Regions from separate parts of the Homo sapiens genome. Here region 2 is linked to region 1. A link is a loop called in an ENCODE intact Hi-C map of the cell type or tissue named here. Cell type or tissue: ascending aorta. All regions are shown on one strand. Each heading gives the region's core, and the rest is flanking DNA. Links, peaks and the distances in the headings are about the cores only.

Region 1 (8,329 bases), core at 106-8,105:
GTCTTTGCTTATTCAGTTTTTGGGCAGGAAGATGAACATATGTATTGCTGAAATGACTGAAGATTCTAGAGAAGTGGTGGAAGTGATGGAACAAGGGTCGCCAGGTGAGGCTGAACCAAGGGTGCAGGAGAAGGAATTAGCCACAGGCAGGCGGAGGGAAATTCTCTGAGAAGCAGGTAAAAAGGCCTTTGACTGTACCTGGCAGGAACCAATTTAAATCTATTAAAACAAAACAAACAAACAAACAAACAAAAAACAAACAAAAAAAAAAAAACAAGAGCATGGCTGGGCCCCAGGACCACCTGGACCCAGGACTTTTCTCTTCACATCTGTTTCACTCCAGTCTCAGCCCCCGCAGGTCCTAGTTTCTTCAGCCTGGTGGAGAAACAAGGCTGCCATCAATTCCCAAATGTTTATCTTCACAGTGACAGCCATGGGAGAAAGGCTGCACTAACCTTCTTGGCCTCAAATCAAAAACTCTAGAGAAAGGCTGTCACTGGGCCATCTTGAGTATTTATTTATTAGCTTGTTTGCAGATTTTAACTGAACATTCATTACTTTCAATTTTCCAGCTTTATTTTTTCAAATAAATTTTATTGTGCATATTTGACATTTACAACATAAGGTTATGGGATGCATTTGATAGTTACTATAGTAAAGAAAAGTAACATGTCTCTCATCTTGAGTATTTTAGGAGTCCAACCATGGGTCAGTGAATTCTGGCTAATTCTGGCTGTGGACAGGAAGTCCTATGTAAGCACATGTCAGCATCCAAGGGTGCCTCACAGATGGAGTGGAAGGAGAGGCAGTTTTCATTGAAGAGGGAGGGTCTGGTCAACAGATAGGTATCCATCCACAAATTTAGTCTGGAGGTGGAGAGTTCAGAAAATCTGAGAGGTTCGTATCTTAAGTATTTTTTTGTTTGTTCAGTTGGTTTTGATTGTTGTTGCTATTGGTGAAGTTAGGGTCTTTTCCAAGAATTAGGGGATAGATGACGATTCGGGCTACAAAAGGTTTGGAACTCTATCATGTGAAATGAGAACACCAACATAAGGACTGAGCAATGTTGAGAAGCAGCAGAGGGTAGAAGGCATAACTGTGTCACAGGATCAACCCAGACTTATTCATGTAATGAATGTTACTGATGGCTATCTCTAGTATCATCCAGTATCCTGGACATAGTAGCGTGAAAACACAGTTGGGTTGATCCAAGGTTGGAGAGTGGAAATATAGGTTGTTCTGGGCATGGCAGCGGGAACAAAGGAGCTGAGGTGGGAGGAAGGGCTGAAGTAGGGGGGATCTACCTGCAGAAGAAGACTGTGAGATGACCAGCACAGGGAAGAGGACAGAGAGCTTGGGACACAATTGGGAAATGGTGACAAAAGCTGTTGTGTCTCAGTGGTGCCTCTTACGATGCCCAAGGGAGATGACCCCTCAGGAAGAATGAGCACACCCTGGTGTGCTCAGGAAAGTTCCACGAAATTATCAATGGCACCTCTTTCTGTTATTGAGAGATCTCCAATTTGGATGCTGAATCATGTGGTCTGTCCACCCAATGCCAGGTCTGAAGCGATCGAGGAAAATGGCCTTTCGGGATGTCAACTTTGTGTGCTGCAGCCCCAGACCCATTGGCTGGAAGGAGTAACCCTGGCTTTCCACCTGCTTGTTCCTACCTCTTGTTTCTACCAAGGGAAACGGAGACTCCTTCAAAGTCTCCAGCACCTGCAGATTTGGAGTCTGAAGAGAAAGGGTCAGAGACAGAAACAAAGCCACCCTGGCCTGGCCTGCTGGCTGACTGCAGGGAAAGCCCACATACACTTGAGGCAGAAGGGAATGGCAATGGGCATGAAAATACTGCCCATACCCAAACTGTGTTCCCTGAGGCCATCCGATACACCCAGGGTGCTTCAGGGCAGTAAGTCCCAGAAACCACATGCAATTTCTGACCACACACTTCAGCTTTTCTTGGCATGAAAAAGGCAAGGGCCATGCCTGAATGGTTTTTGTATCTCCCACAGCGAAGACCAATGTCTTGCCCACAGTAGATTCTCAGTACATACTTACATGATCAATGGGATGTCCTTTTCAGGGCAGATTAGAATGGTCCTGTCTCGGGACAGGTGCCTCAGTTGGTGGCCTTGAACCTGGCTTGTAGACCTAACTGTGCAAGAATAGACCACAGGAAATGGAGCAGCTGAGGATGGGGGAGCAAGTTGGAAGGAGCTGGGGTGGAGTTTTTTCCTGACCCCAGCTGGTGATCAGCTTATGCCCTAAAGCAGAAGGATTAATAACCAGGGTAATTTTATCCCAGTCAGAATGTAACTACAGATGTGGGCTTATTGGGTGAAACAGCTAATCCCTTCTCCATTTGGCTCACTTGTGAAATACGATGAAATACGATGCCTGGGGCTATCAAAGCACGATTTCCTCCTGGGCCTGCTGCTGTGTGCAGCCCCACTCTCCTGGGCGAGAGGACAGCTGTCCGTGGACAGTCTTTTGGGCTCCTGCCTATTGGATGGACTGACTCTGCCGCTGACTGAGGGTGGAGGGGAAGGGAAGAGGCGTGTGGGTGGGTGTGTGTCTGTGGACTCGGGGAGGGGAGGGTGGAGTTGAAGGAAAATGTCAGGTGTTGGAGCGGACAGGCGCACGGAGACGCTGGAGGAATAAAAGACTCCTGGAAAAAACCTAAGATTCATTGCAACCCCAAGTCCCGAAGGCTAGAGGGATGGGGAGGCAACAGGAGGAGGGCGTGAGGCTAAGGGGGCACACCTGGTTGTACACGTGGCCCAGATCGGAGCCAGCAGGCCTCGGGTGCTGGCCACGGGAATTTGCAGCATGACCATAGTGGGAGGCTCTAAAGCCAGGAGAACTCAATCAAAGAGCTGCTGCTGATGGAGCAAAGATGAAAGGGTTTCCAGGCCAGCCAGTGAAACCCTTGGAGTTTTTCCCCGGGCAACCACCCTGGGGCGAGTAACAGGAGATACGGTTGGTGCCGAGGTCTGGGAGTCCAGTGCGGCAGCGGGAGGGAGGTAGGCTGGGAGTCCCGTGGGGCTTGAGGAGTGGGCGGGGCCCCGGGCGACGGGGCGTGGCCCCCTGAGCCGTCCGGAGGCCGAGCGCGGAGAACTCGAGAAGGGGCGGGGCCGCTGAGCGGTCCGGAGGCCTAGCGCGGGGAATCCGGAAGGGGCGTGGCCCCCTGAGCAGTCCGGAGGCCGAGCGCGGGGAGTTGGGAAGGGGCGTGGCCCTGCCCGAGCTGGCGCCAGGGAGGCTCCCACCTGCCAGGGGTTGTACATGGCCGCCCTCCCTCCTCCCGTGCTTCCCCGGGCGGGTCTCTGCGCGCAGTCTCCTGCCGGGCGTGGCCAGCCTTGCAGCTCATCCCCCGGGGTTGGCCGGGTGGTCTCCCCCCGCACGTCCCCGACTCCCAGACGCCTTTCCGCGGGGTGCGCCCGGGGCGCTGGAAGCCTGGATCACTTACGCCGAACGGCCCGGGCTCCCCGTGCCCCACCTCTTCTTCGCCCCTCGCGTCTTTTCCGTCCCAGGCTGATGGAGCAGGCGAGGTTAAAGCTTCGTTCCAGACACTTTAAGAAATGTTCCGGGGTTCTTGGAAGTTGTTTAGGAAAAGCAGAGTGCCTGGCATCCTCATCCAACGCTCCCGAACTAGAGACGGCATCTGGCTTGAGGGGTCGTGGTGGGCGGGCGGAAAGGCAAGAATGACCAGGGGCTTTAAATAAAATCTTTCCCATTTTTCCCTTTTCCTCTGACCTTGCCTCCATAATTAATCCTCCCACTGTCCCCAACCCCCAAGCCCAAAGAATATAGAGACTAAAGCCCCTTATCCCAGAGGGCTAGGTGAACCCCCGGGGTCCTCCGGCTCAGCCTGGGAGCCCAGGCAAGGATTTCGCTTCCAGGGCGGGCTTCAGGGTTGGGAGGCGCACATCGCCATGGCAACGAGTTCTTCCCGTGGGAATAAGAAACTCCCGAATGTGGAGCAAATTGGAAAGGGACCTTCCAAGAGCCAGCTGGGGCTCCAGGCAGGCAGGGTAAGGGGAGGTGGTCTGTAGGGGGTGGGGATGGGGAGGCACAGCTGATCCCAACCCGCGACCCTGATTATGGCGCCAGAGCTGTGCGTGTTGCCTCTGAGTCAGATGGGGCCACACATGCTGGACACGTGACATGACATGCTCTCCCATGGCTGCCAGTTGGCAGATGTGTTTGCTGACTTGCTTAGAACAGCCACTGCCTGGCTAAGTGGGACAGTTCCCTTCTGTGGGTCTGTTCCAACCTCCCCTTGGTGGTGAGACCAATAGCTCCTGTTGGGAGAACGAGTTTGAGCTATGAAATTCAGTTCTCTGGCGCCGAGGCCATTGATTTCTAATTACAATTTTTTTTCAAGTTTCAAAAATTTTAAAGTCCCAAGTTATATATGTATATATTCCAATTCAGAAAGGTGTAAAGAAGAAAAGGAAAGTGATCCACAACCCCCAATCCTTCTTCCCAGACATAACTATTGTTAACATTTCGTTGTCATTCTTCCAGATTCTTCATGTGCACATGTAGCTATATGTATGTAGGTGTATTTATATAAGCACCACAGACATGCAAAGCTGTCTAAAAATCTGTATCATCATTTCTTTTTTTTCTTTTCCTTTTTTTTGAGACAGAGTTTCACTCTTGTTGCCCAGGCTGGAGTGTAGTGGCGCGATCTCGGCTCACCGCAACCTCCGCCTCCCAGGTTCAAGCCTCAGCCTCCCAAGTAGCTGGGATTACAGGCATGCGCCACCATGCCCGGCTAATTTTGTATTTTTAGTAGAGACAGGGTTTCACCATGTTGGTCAGACTGCTCTTGAACTCCCGACTTCAGGTGATCCACCCGCCTTGGCTTCCCAAAGTGCTGGGATTACAGGCATGAGCCACCGCGCCTGGCCTATATCATCATTTCTAATGGCAACACGGGATATACCATGATTAACCTATTTGGTATTGCTGGACATTAAGTGGCTTCCCAATATTACCCTTCTATGTGATGATATGCATCCTTAGACAGTTTTGCACAACCAGTGTGCTAATTTTCTTAGGTAAACTTCTAGGATTCTGGGTCTAAGGGTATATGCATTTAAACTTTCAATGCACATTCCTGTAATCTGGGTCAGTGGATTTTTTAGGAGCCAGTGGGCTTTATTTTCTCCCCTATGAGTAGTAGGAATCAAAGGGAAAGGTCCCTTATATATGGTGTTTGAGTTTGGATTCCCCTTGAAACAAAATGTGAAACAAGAATCTGGGCATGAGTCGTATTTTTCAGAGGTGATACAGAAAGCGCTCTGAGCAGTGAGCAATAAAAGGTACATTATTGAATGGGTTATTGCTGGAGCACTCTGAGAGACCATGAGAACACTCCTCAGGATTGTCCTGCATTAGTTTCTGCGGGGCATCACCACTCCTGGTCTTCTGACTGTCCCCACTGTTATTTGAAAAATGTCTGCAGGTAAATGCTAAGGGAAGCCAAGGGGACACAGCTGGAACACCTACAGCTTCAGCCACAGAGGAATTACTACTCCTTTCCCCAAAGCCAAGCCAAGGGTGAGGTTACTCCAGGACAAAATTGCATAATGGGTTAAGTTTTGCATCAGTCTCTCCACCTTCTCCCCCTATTCCCTAAACCATCTCTTGATGCCAACCCCAGCTGGCCAAGGTTCCCAAGGCACAGCAAAGAGGTAGTTGGTCTTCTCAACAATTATTTAGAATGTTAGAAACAAGATTTTTTATTTTTCCAGGCATATTAATATTTTAAGACAGAAACCAAAGGAATTGATGACAGTGCTGGCATTTCAGGCACTGTGGCAGCTAAAGGTGTTTTTGGCAGGGGGCACCCAAGCCTGTGGTTGGTCCAGCAGAGAAATTCTGTGTGTCTTCTGAGAAGCAGGAGGTGAGAGGATGCAGGATGAAGGCAGAAGCAGAGTGGGAAGGAAGAGGCTGGTGACTTAGTTCCCTCACATGGATGACACTCGCTGGCCTGGCCATTTTAGAAAATGAAGCAATAAAGAGGATATAGGGCTGGATTTGTGGCTGGAGGGAATGAGAAAGAAGAAGTGAGCCATTCAGGTAGATCACCTGAGGTCAGGAGTTCGAGACCAGCCTGGCCAACGTGGCAAAACCCCATCTCTACTGAAAATACAAAAATTAGCCGAGTGTGGTGGCAGGCCCCTGTAGTCCCAGCTGCTCGGGAGGTTGAGGCAGGAGAATCGCTTGAACCCGGGAGGCAGAGGTTGCAGTGAGCCGAGATCATGCCACTGCACTCCAGCCTGGGTGACAGAATGAGACTCTGTCTCTTAAAAAAAAAAACAAATGAGCCACTGAGGCAAGAAGGAGTGAGATGGGTTGTTAAGAGAGGAAGAGAAGGCTAGGTGCAGTGGTTCATGCTTGTAATTCTAGCTGCTTGGGAAGTTGAGGTGGGAGGAGTGCTTGAGCACAGGAGTTCGAGACCACAGTGAGTCATCATAGTGACACTCCAACCTGGGTGACAGAGCAAGACACCATCTCTAAAAAAAATAGAGAAGAGTAGTTGAGTGGGAGAAGAGAACAAAGAAGAACCTCATTTGGGCTCAATCAGCTACTAACTTCTTCCCTTCCTACAGTCTTGGCTTTCTGTCTTCCCCTCTGGCCATTTCTGCTCAGAGTCCATTAGGGGTTCACTTTTTTCCTGCCTATCCCCTAACTGCTGAAGCCACTTAGAGTTCTCCAGCTGCACGTGATCTCTGAGAGATCAGTGTGCCACCATGGCCTCTGCCGCTGTCACGCACAGATGCTGCACAGATGGCTGGCCCAGCTTGCTCTCAGGAGCTCAGTTCCCACCCATCTAGAAGTTGGCAGAAGTTGAGGCAGTGGGAGGAATGTCGGGGCACACATTCCCTTTACCATGTGTGTTCTCTGGTTGTCTTCATATTCGAAAGCTAGTGTCCCCAGTTAAGTTGTTAGCTGCTTGAGCCTGAAGGCTGTGAATTTTACTCCCCAATCAGCCACATGCAGTGACTGTCAGACACTGGCTGAGTTGACCCTGTAGGAGTTTCTCTACAGGAGTACCATTCTGGGGACATGAGAAGGTGAGGTCGTGCTTCTACGCAGACACCTTTATTTTCACCAACACAGCCCCCTTCAACGGTCCACAGCTGCTAATTATCATCTGCTCCCCAAATCTAGCAGTCTCTTCCCAGTTCTCATTTTCCCTGTTCTCTTGGCGGCATCTGGCACTGTTTCCGGTTCCACCATCTTGAAACTCTTTCTTCTCTTGGCCTCCGTAACATTACACCCTCTGATGGTTCTTCTGTCCAAGGAGCTTTTGCCTTTCATCTCCTAAACATAGTTCTACCCTAAGATTCCATCCTTCAGAGCAGCATGAAGTAGTGGAAAGAATGCAGGCTTTGGAGCCAGAGTAACTGTATTTGCTCCTGGGATGCAACATTTATTAGCTGGGGACCTCTCTGAGCCTCAGTGTTTTCAACTGTGAAATGCTGATGATCGTAAGTGTGTTAGGCTGTTTTTTGTACTGCTATAAAGAAAACCTTGAGCCTGAGTAGATTATAAAGGAAAGAGGTTTAATTGACTCACAGTTCTGCAGACAGTACAAGAAGTGTGGTGCTGGCATCTGCTTCTGGAGAGGGCCTTGGGAAGTTTACAATCATGGTGGAAGGCAAATGGGGAGCAGAAATGTCACATGACGAGAGAGGAAGCAAGAGGTGGGGGGAGGTGTTACACCCTTTGAAATAACCAGATCTCATAAGAACTCCCTCATCACCAAGAGGATAGTGCTAAGCCATTCATGAGGAGTCCACCCCAATGATCCAATCACCCCCCACTGGGCCCCACCTCCAGCACTGGGGATAAGCTTTCAGTGTGAGATTTGGAAGGGACAAACATCCAAACGTTCAATGAAGTTTGAAGATACTGTAGGTAAAAGGCTTGGCACAAGGGAATTGCTAAATGCATGGAGGTTCTAGGTGTTCTTGAATGACTTTGCAAAAGATGACACAACCCCATATTGACTTGCTACTCACCTCAAGTGCAGCATGCCAGCTCTCCTCCATCCTTTTTTTGAGAAATGGTTATGCTCTGTCACACAGACTGGAGTGCAGTGGTACGATCATAGCTCACTGCAGCCTCAAACTCCTAGGCTCAAGCAATCCTCCCACCTCAGCCTCCCAAGTAGCTGGGACTGCAAGTGTGCACCATCTCAGCCTCCCAAGTAGCTGGGACTACAAGTGTGCACCACCATGCTCAGTTATTTTTTTTTTAAGTTTATTTTTTGTACAGACAGAGTCTCACTATGTTGACCAGGCTG
Region 2 (8,329 bases), core at 35-8,034, 880 kb after region 1:
TCCACTTGCCAATCCTGCTGCCTCTATGCCCTCCCCCGATTCAGGTCTCCTCCACATGGTGTCTCCCCAGACAGGCTTCCATGACCTTGATGATGACTCCCTCCTCTCCCTAGTCCATTCTCTGACACTCATCACTGTCTGAAAGTAAGTTATTTATGGACCTCTGTTTGAAGCTCCAACATGCAAAGAGCTTGGGAGTCATCACTCTTGTCCTTACAAGAAAGAGCTGAACAAACAGAAAATCGATGACTTTTTGGAAGGACCCATTGGAGAACTGAGCTTGCAGGGCAAACTACCATCCTGAAATCTTGAAAGACAGATAAATCCAGAGTCAGAGCCAAGATCTACTGACCTAGAACAGAAACCACTGGACTCATAAACTGGTAGAAACACTTAAGTGATTATCTTAATGAATCTGGAGGCTGAGTGTGGAGTAGTGTGAGAATGACAAACTCCTAGGGAGTGCAGTCTTGATGGGGCCCCTCACACTTTTTTGGGCTTTACCTCCAGAAACCCTACCAAGTTCTCATGGTGAAGATCCAAGATGGCATCTTGGATGGAAGAGTAATTCTTGTGAAATATACCTAGAGCGTTCTCCAGAACAAAGGCCTACCCTTTGGGGAAAAGGCTTCACCCGAGCCTTGTTCCAAAGCCATGGGGGAAGGACAACCCTCTCACCCCACACCCCTCTGGCTTCCCTGCCTTACCTAAGGTGGGTGGAGGTATATGCAAGAAGAAACACTTGGGTGTCACAGGCTAGGGTCACAGGCCCACTAAAAGCCTGAGATTTAATTGGAAGATTATAGAACTCTTCCCACTCCCCTACATATTACCACCACACCAACAGGCCTGCATATAATTATAGTAAATTACAGCTGAAAGAGCTTTGAGACAGAGACTCTCTTTGAGGAGGAGTATGTAGGGAATCCTGAGGTTAAAAGGGGAGAGAAAAAACACAAACAAGGACATTGGTGGAATTAAAAGGCTCTGGCACCTTTAGTTTTTACAGAAAACACTAAACAAAAAGACCAACTTCTAGCCAGATTCTCATAAATCCTTACATAAGAGGTCTATTTACCTCAGTTCCCATTACCTAATACAACTTGTCCAGCTTTCAACAAAAACGTACAAGTTCCACCAAAATCAAGAAAGAAGTCATAAGAGAGAAAGCAATGATCTAAACCAGACTCAGCTATAACACAGATGTTAAAAATTATCAAGCAGGACACTTAAAGTAACTACGATTAATGTGTTAAGGTCTCTAATGGAAAAAGTAGACAACATGCAAGAATACATGGGTAATGTAAGCAGAGAGATGGAAAACAGAGAGATAAAACCAAAAAGGAAATGCTAGAAATTAAAAAAAAATAATAACAAATGAAGAATGCCTGTGATGGGTTCATCAGTGGAATCAACATGGCTGAGGAAAGAATCAGTGAGCTGAGAATGTTGAAAGAAAATTCACAAACAGAAATATTACAACAACAATAAAAAAAACAACAAAAAATACAATGTCCAAGAACTGTGGGGCAATTACAAAAGCTGTAACATGCACAGAGTCGGAATACAAGAAAGAGAAGAGAAAGAGAATGGAGCAGAACAAATATTTGAAGTAATAATGGCAGTGGGCCTTCTAATATTAATGACGTATACCAAACCACAGATCCAGAAAGTTCAGTGAAATTAAATTAGCTACCTTTGTGTTTGTTGCCTAATTTCAGTTTTAGTACCCTCCAATCCATTTTCCACCCTTCATGAGTGATCTTTATCAACACAAATATCGATTTTATTTCTAATTTCAGACACTTCAATGGCTCCTTATTGCCTTAAGGATAAAAATCCAAATTCCCCAGCATGGCAAAAGAGAAATAGTTCACTATGTAATCCACTGTCCTGGCCAGTCTCAATGCCTGCTTCAGTCTCAAGACTGGTTCGTCTCTGCCCTCAGCTGTTTGGAATTATTAGCAGTTCTATGGAGGGGCCATCAAAAGCCTTTGGGATCTGTGAGGCACAGTGGCTCAGGCCTGTAATCCCAGTGCTTTGAGAGGCTGAGGAGGGAGGATGGCTTGAGCTCAGGAGTTCAAGACCAACGTGGGCAGCATAGCAAGACTCTGTATCTACAATAAAAAAAAAAAAAAAAAGACTGGGCATGATGGCTCATACCTGTAATCCCAGCACTTTGGGAGGCTGAGGTGGAAGAATCACTTGAGTCCAGAAGTTTGAGACCAGCCTGGGCAACACAGCAAGATCCCATATCTAAAAACAAACAAACACACAAAAAAACTTAAAAAAAAATTTCGGGCATGGTGGTATGTGCATACCTGTGGTCCCAGAACTTGGGAGGTTGAAGTGGGAGAATAGTTTCAGCCTGGGAAGTTGAGACTGCAGTGAGCTGTGATTGCACCACTGCACTCCAGCCTGGGCAACAGAGTGAGACTGTCTTAAAAATAATAATAATAATAATAATAATAATAATAATTTTAAAATTAGCTTGGAATGGTGGTGCATGCCTGTAGTCCCAGCTACTCAGAAGGCTGAGGCAGGAAGATCACTTGAGCCTGGGAATTTGAGGCTGCAGTAAGCCATAATTTCGTCACACCTGGGTGACAGAGCAAGACCGTGTCTCAAAAAAGAAAAAAAAAAGCACCTTTGTGCTGTTTTCTCCTGCTTTCTTCTGCTCATTCCTCGCCTTTCCTTTGTCACACAATATTTTAACTGGCTATTTATTTATATCCCTCTCCTGACAGAATGTAACTACCCAAGAGAAGTGTTAATTATTTACAACTTGGAAGTGAGGCATAAAGATGATTACATGCCTATACTTGTGCATTATCCAACACGCCTGCCTACAGGTACCTGACTCTCTAGGGAATATTGTCTTTTCTGATTTACAGTTTACTATTGATCAGGCGTAGACTCTAAAGTTCCATGTTAACTTATAGAAAACTGATAAACTATAGATGATTTTTGTCCAGTAGAGGTGTAAAGGATTTCTGGCGAGTAGAAAATCATAACTGTGTGTGTTACAGTTTTATTACCTTGTAGGATATTAACCAATTTTGAATGTTGTTTTAAAATTGTATTCCATCATCCGTCTACTGTCTCCATCTATATACATAAGTATCTACGCGTCTGTGTATGTGTATATTTTCCCTGGCTTTTTCAGAACTAATGTTACTATTCTGTCAGCTCCATCATTATCGATTTACTGATTTAAATAAGTCATTGGCACAGGCCAGGGCAGCTGAGGAAGTGGGATTGCTCAGCAAACTTTAAGCGAGAGCCTGTCTCAAGGAGTGTGGTCCAGTCAGCAGCTTCTAGGTGCAGTGCCTTCTGGAATCACCATACCAGGGGTCCCCAACTCCCAGGCCCTTGACTGGTACTGATCCATGGCCTTTTAGGAACTAGGCCACACAGCAGGAGGTGAGTGGCTGGCCAACAAGCAAGCAGTACCACCTCAGCTCCACCTCCTGTCAGATCAGCCACAGCATTAGATTCTCATAGGAGCACGAACCCCATTGTGAACTGTGCACGTGAGGGATCTAGGCTGCACAGTGCTTATGAGAATCTAATGCCTGATGATATGAGATGAAAGTTTCATGAAACCACTCCTGACCCTCTCCCCATCCATGGAAAAATTGTCTTCCACAAAACCTATCCCTGGTGCCAAAAAGGTTGGGGACTGCTGCACTACACCTTTCGTGCCAAGGTCAGGCCCAGCCAGTGACAGAGTCCAGAGGGTCCTGGGCCTGGCCATTTCTGACCACTTCCTCCAAGGGATGACTGCTGGGGCTCCTTGGGGGCTGGTCAGACCTCCTCAGAGTTGTCCCTCACTCAGAGGCTCTTTCCTCCCCATTCTCCTTCCTTCCTCTCTCCTTTGCTGGACACTGCCAGTGAGGCCCTGAGGCTGAGTTACTCCCCAGGCCAGGTGTGGGTGGAGGAGGGCAGTTGTGGTCACAGGCTGAGTGGGAAAGGAGCCGGTTTCTTCAGGCCCTTGGAAAATCAGGGAGGAACTGGTATGCTAATTCAGTAATTCTCCCATAGCCTTGACAGGTACAAAATCTCTGAAAACCGGTATTTAAAATTATATTTCTAATCATGCCATTTTCTCTGCTTGGCAATTCAGGAAGTTGAATAGATGATTATGAATCATCCGCAAGTGTGGCTAATTAAATATTTGATCAATAGAATTTAGTGCTTTTCATCTGCAGAGAGTTTTCCTGACATTAACTAATTGAGCCAAAGAAAGGTATCACCTTCATTCTATAGATGGCAAAGCTGGCAAAGGGAAGAGGTTTAAAGAAGCCAGCAAAATAAAAAAATAAAAAATTAATGAGCGAGTGCATGCGGGGGGAGGGAAGCCTGGCTAAGAGGAACTGTGGTCTGCAGACTCCCACTTTGGGCACGTTCATGTCACTGCACAATTTATCACTGCTTGCATCAGGGCAATGCGAACATTCCCAGGTCAGCCCATCGTAGAGTTCAGGTTCCTTGAACTGGAAACAAATGAGCCGGACGGAGCTGGAGTTGGCCCCTGGGGTCTTTAGGGGAAGGTCTTGGCCCAGTTCTGTGCCTAAGAGCAGAGGCTTCCTCTGCAGATCCTAGGACTGTGAAGCCGGAGGCGGCGCTGGAGTTGGAGCCTTGGCTTCTGCGTTGAGCAACAGCGCCACCTGCTGGCCACAGCCTTCCGTCTGCGCGGCTGCCCCTCGCCAGATGCAAAGGTATCTCCTTTGTCGCTTCCGTATTTCCTTCCCTGGCCAGTCCCTGCATTTCCTTTCCTGGCTTCTCCAGCTGGAGGGAGGCAGCTGACAGCTTATATCAAACCTGATAGAAATCTGTTAGAGAGACATTCGGATATTAACAGCAAACACCTCCCCCTAACCCTATCACCCCTGGATAAAATTAGTGTTCATGAGGAAAGGTCTCATTCCCAGGCAGGTCTCGTTCCTCAGCTTCCACTGGAATGGGTCTCTTACCAGCGATGGGAGGATGAGGAAGAACTGAATGTTGAAGACCCTCCTCAGTAAAGGGCATAGCGGGTGCCTCTCGGGGCTGCCTGCGAGGATGTGATGAAATCATGCAGAGAAAGCAGCCTGTTCGGGCGGGGCCTGCGATTCCTCTCCCGCCCTTACCTAAGGCCCTCCCTAAAGCAGGAGGTGACCTTGGGCCTCAGTTTACCTCCATTATTCAACAACAATCAGGTACAGGGGAATGCGGACCACCACATCTGGGTGCCGTCCTTAAAGAGCCTTGCCCCACCCAGCTCTGTTATCTTAGCCGAGTCCCGTAACTTTTGTATGCCTTGGTCTTTTGTTTATGACATGACCAATCTATCTCCCAGGGCCATTCAAAGATTTTTTAAGAGTCAAAATCTAAAAAAAAATTTAATATAGCAAGATTCCAAAACTTTCCATATTTCCAATGCAACAGAACAATTTCGTTTTCCTGAGCAGCTTATAAAATCAGAGCAGCATTTGATAGAGCTGCCTCATGGTCACTGAGGTCTACCAAAAAATGGCACTACTGGGTAGGAAACCCAAGTCCGCCATTTTCCAAGTGCCATGTTGTTTGCTGGAGATTTCAGAAATATCTTTATATGAAGATCAGATGAGAGGAGGATGTAATAGAGTCAGCACCTGTAATGGTTTCAACATCAAGGTCCAAGATGGAAGTGCTAGCGCAGGGCGCAGGATACTATGAAACCAGGCAGCCCTGGAAACACCCCGGGTCCCATGAGAAAGGGACGCACTAGGCCTGGGGATCCTGAGGACCAGAGGAGTCAGTCGCAGGTGCTGTTGCCGGGTCATCCCCACATCTGAAGAGCCCCTTAGCCGGATTCCCCTGGCCCGCCCATGTCCAAGTTCACTTTCCTTCTGTGCACCCTCACCTCAGCCTCGAGGCCCTACTTGCTATGTCCTTATCCTGCCTGTGCCACACGTGGGAGACTGGGTGTGCCTCTCCTCTCCCTCTCCTCCTTCCAGATCTTCTCTTTGGAACTGATGGCTGAAGGACTGATGTCCAGTTGCAGTGAGAAATCCTGCCAGTCCTTTCAGGCCGACTCAGAGGACACCTCCTCCCAGAAGCCACCCTGATCCCTTCCCCTCCCTCCCACCTCCAGCCAGAAGTCCCTCCTGTGGACACGATTCGTTTCCTTGGGCTGTTATGACAAAGTACCACAAACTGGAGTGCTTAAACAACAGAACCTTTATTGTCTCACAGCTCTGGAGGGCGGAAGTCTGAGATCAAGGTGTGGGCAGGGTTGGTTTCTTCTGAGGCCTCTCTTCTGGGCTTGTAGAGGGCCGTCTTCTCCCCGTGCATCTGCACACGGTCTTCCCTCTGTGCATGCCTGCCGCCACTTCCCAATTTCCCCTTCATATAAAGACACTAGTCAGATTGGATTAGGCCTACCCTGAAAACCTCATTTAACTTAATGACTCAAGTATCTCCAAATAAGGTCACATTCTGCGGTACTAGGGGTTAGGACTCCAATCTTTTTGGGGGAGTAGGTGAAGGGGAAAGAGTGGGGCACAATTCCATGCAGAACAGGTTCTTGTTGCATTGCTATTATTATTATTTTTAGAGACAAGGTCTCACTGTATCACCCAGGCTGGAGTGCAGTGGTGCAATAATAGTTCACTGCAGTCTTGAACTCCTGGGCTCAAGTGATCCTCCCACCTCAGTCTCCCAAGTAGCTGGGACTACAGGTGCACCCACCATGATTGACTAACTTTTAAATATTTTTATAGAGATGGGGTCTCACTATGTTGCCCAGGCTGGTCTCAAACTTCTGGGCTCAAGCCATCCTCTTGCCTCAGCTTCCCAGTGTGCTGGGAGTACCGTGTGAGCCACCATGCCTGGCCCTGCATCATTATTTATGCTTCTTGGTGAATTATCATTATTTTTGTGTCCCAGGGAATGCAGATCCCTTGGGGCATCAGAGCCTAGATATAAGATATATTTGCGTTCTGTTGACCCTTAAGCTAAGTACCCACTCAAGAAATAATTGAATGAACAAGTAGTAAATACAAGTATTCATGAATGAATGTGGACCACTGCAAATAATGAGAGGTCTGGAATGTGCAACATGTTACTAGAAATAGACTTCAGCAGATGCTGTGGCTGTCGTGATAACCGTATGTGAATCTGTGGAAAGACTCCATCCAACCAAAAAAAAAAATCTTTCCCACTGGGACCTCAAATACCGTTGGCAAATGACGCTCCCTGCCGGATCTTTGCAGTTCCTGATTTTAATAATGGAATGGCCTCCTTCAGGAAGGAAGCATGGAGGGTGAGCGGGGAGGATGAAAGGAAGTCATAAGGACAGGTAGGGTCCTGCTGCATCGTCGTCTTTTAGGACAGGCTCTGACACTAACCAAGTCCTGCAATCCCAAATGCACTCTTTCCCCGTTTGCTGTCTTCCATCTGCAGAAACCGCTACTAAACATTAGGCTTGTTTTATTTTTCTTTGCTTCCATACAGGCTCTTGGTCAGTCATTGCTCAATATTTCTTTTTTTTTTTTTTTTTTTTTTTTTTTGAGACACGGTCTCACTTTGTCATCCAGGCTGGAGTGCAGTGGTGCAATCACAGCTCACTGCATCCTCAATCTCTTGGGCTCAGGCAAGGTTCCCACCTCAGCCTCCCTAGTAGCTGGGACTACAGGCACGTGCCACCACACCTGGCTAACTTTTTGATTTTTTTTAGAAACAGGGTCTTACTATGTTGCCCAGGCTGGTCTCAAACTCCTGGGCTCAAGCGATCCTTCCCTGTCAGCCTCCCAAAGCGCTGGAATTACAGGCATGAGCTGCTGCACCCAGCTAATATTTCTTTACCCTTATGGAGCTAACAAATCATGTTCCAGCCATTTCAGGATGAATGCTAAAACGGTGTTCAGATGGTAAAGTTGGACTTAATTCAGTGAGATTTAATAATAGACAATTTATGTCGATTTCCAAATAATACAAGTCAGTTCCAATATATCCCTTAAGAGACTTCCAGAACCCCATGGCGTCAGATGTGAAGAACAATCCCCACAGCTCTGCTGAGGCTGGGAGGGCGCTGGGGCTGTGGCGTCCTCCGCGCTGCCTTTCTTTCTGTTAGCTTGCATTCGCTTCTGCTCCTGAGGCTTCCTTTCCAATCTCAGCTGCGCGACAAAAGCTCAGTAGAGGCAAAAGCTCAGTAGAGGCCAGTTCAGTATTAGAAACAAGGGACGCTGGTCTGTTAATCTTTCTTCTCTATTAGTCCCCAAGGATCAGCTTTAGACACTGTGAAACCAGTGGGGCATTTCCATACAGGCTCCACACTCACAGCGCATCCATGGTACTGATGGTA

The links. A loop is a pair of places that touch in the nucleus more often than their neighbours do. Peaks named below come from ENCODE experiments on the same cell type or tissue, not always from the same donor. Only the 100,000 strongest peaks of a DNase experiment are listed, where the experiment ranks them.
Region 2: a loop joins it to region 1, with 2.4 times the contacts of the local background. A loop is called at or near these places in 2 of 110 quality-filtered maps.

What each region holds. Positions count from the first base shown.
Region 1 is chr10:31,598,463-31,606,791 of GRCh38, reverse strand. It overlaps LOC124906892, which reads right to left and starts at 3,930. Exons shown (of 4, transcript XM_067756347.1): 1 at 3,473-3,930; 2 at 2,378-2,536; 3 at 2,065-2,161; 4 at 574-866. The coding sequence starts at 3,770. The coding sequence ends at 710. LOC105376484 (a long non-coding RNA gene) reads left to right here. Exons shown (of 3, transcript XR_930803.3): 3 at 1-3,758. RefSeq lists a silencer at 2,929-3,518. In ascending aorta, for the core only: a CTCF peak has its summit at 3,461; DNase peaks (open chromatin) are centred at 3,181 and 4,161; H3K4me3 peaks cover 1,724 bases; H3K27ac peaks cover 2,016 bases.
Region 2 is chr10:30,723,313-30,731,641 of GRCh38, reverse strand. LINC02644 (long intergenic non-protein coding RNA 2644) reads right to left here. Exons shown (of 2, transcript NR_134497.1): 1 at 8,306-8,329; 2 at 7,902-8,223. Among named protein-coding and RNA genes, the nearest start is that of LINC02644, 4.3 kb to the right of the region's middle. In ascending aorta, for the core only: a CTCF peak has its summit at 4,670 (motif pointing left); a DNase peak (open chromatin) is centred at 4,671; H3K27ac peaks cover 398 bases.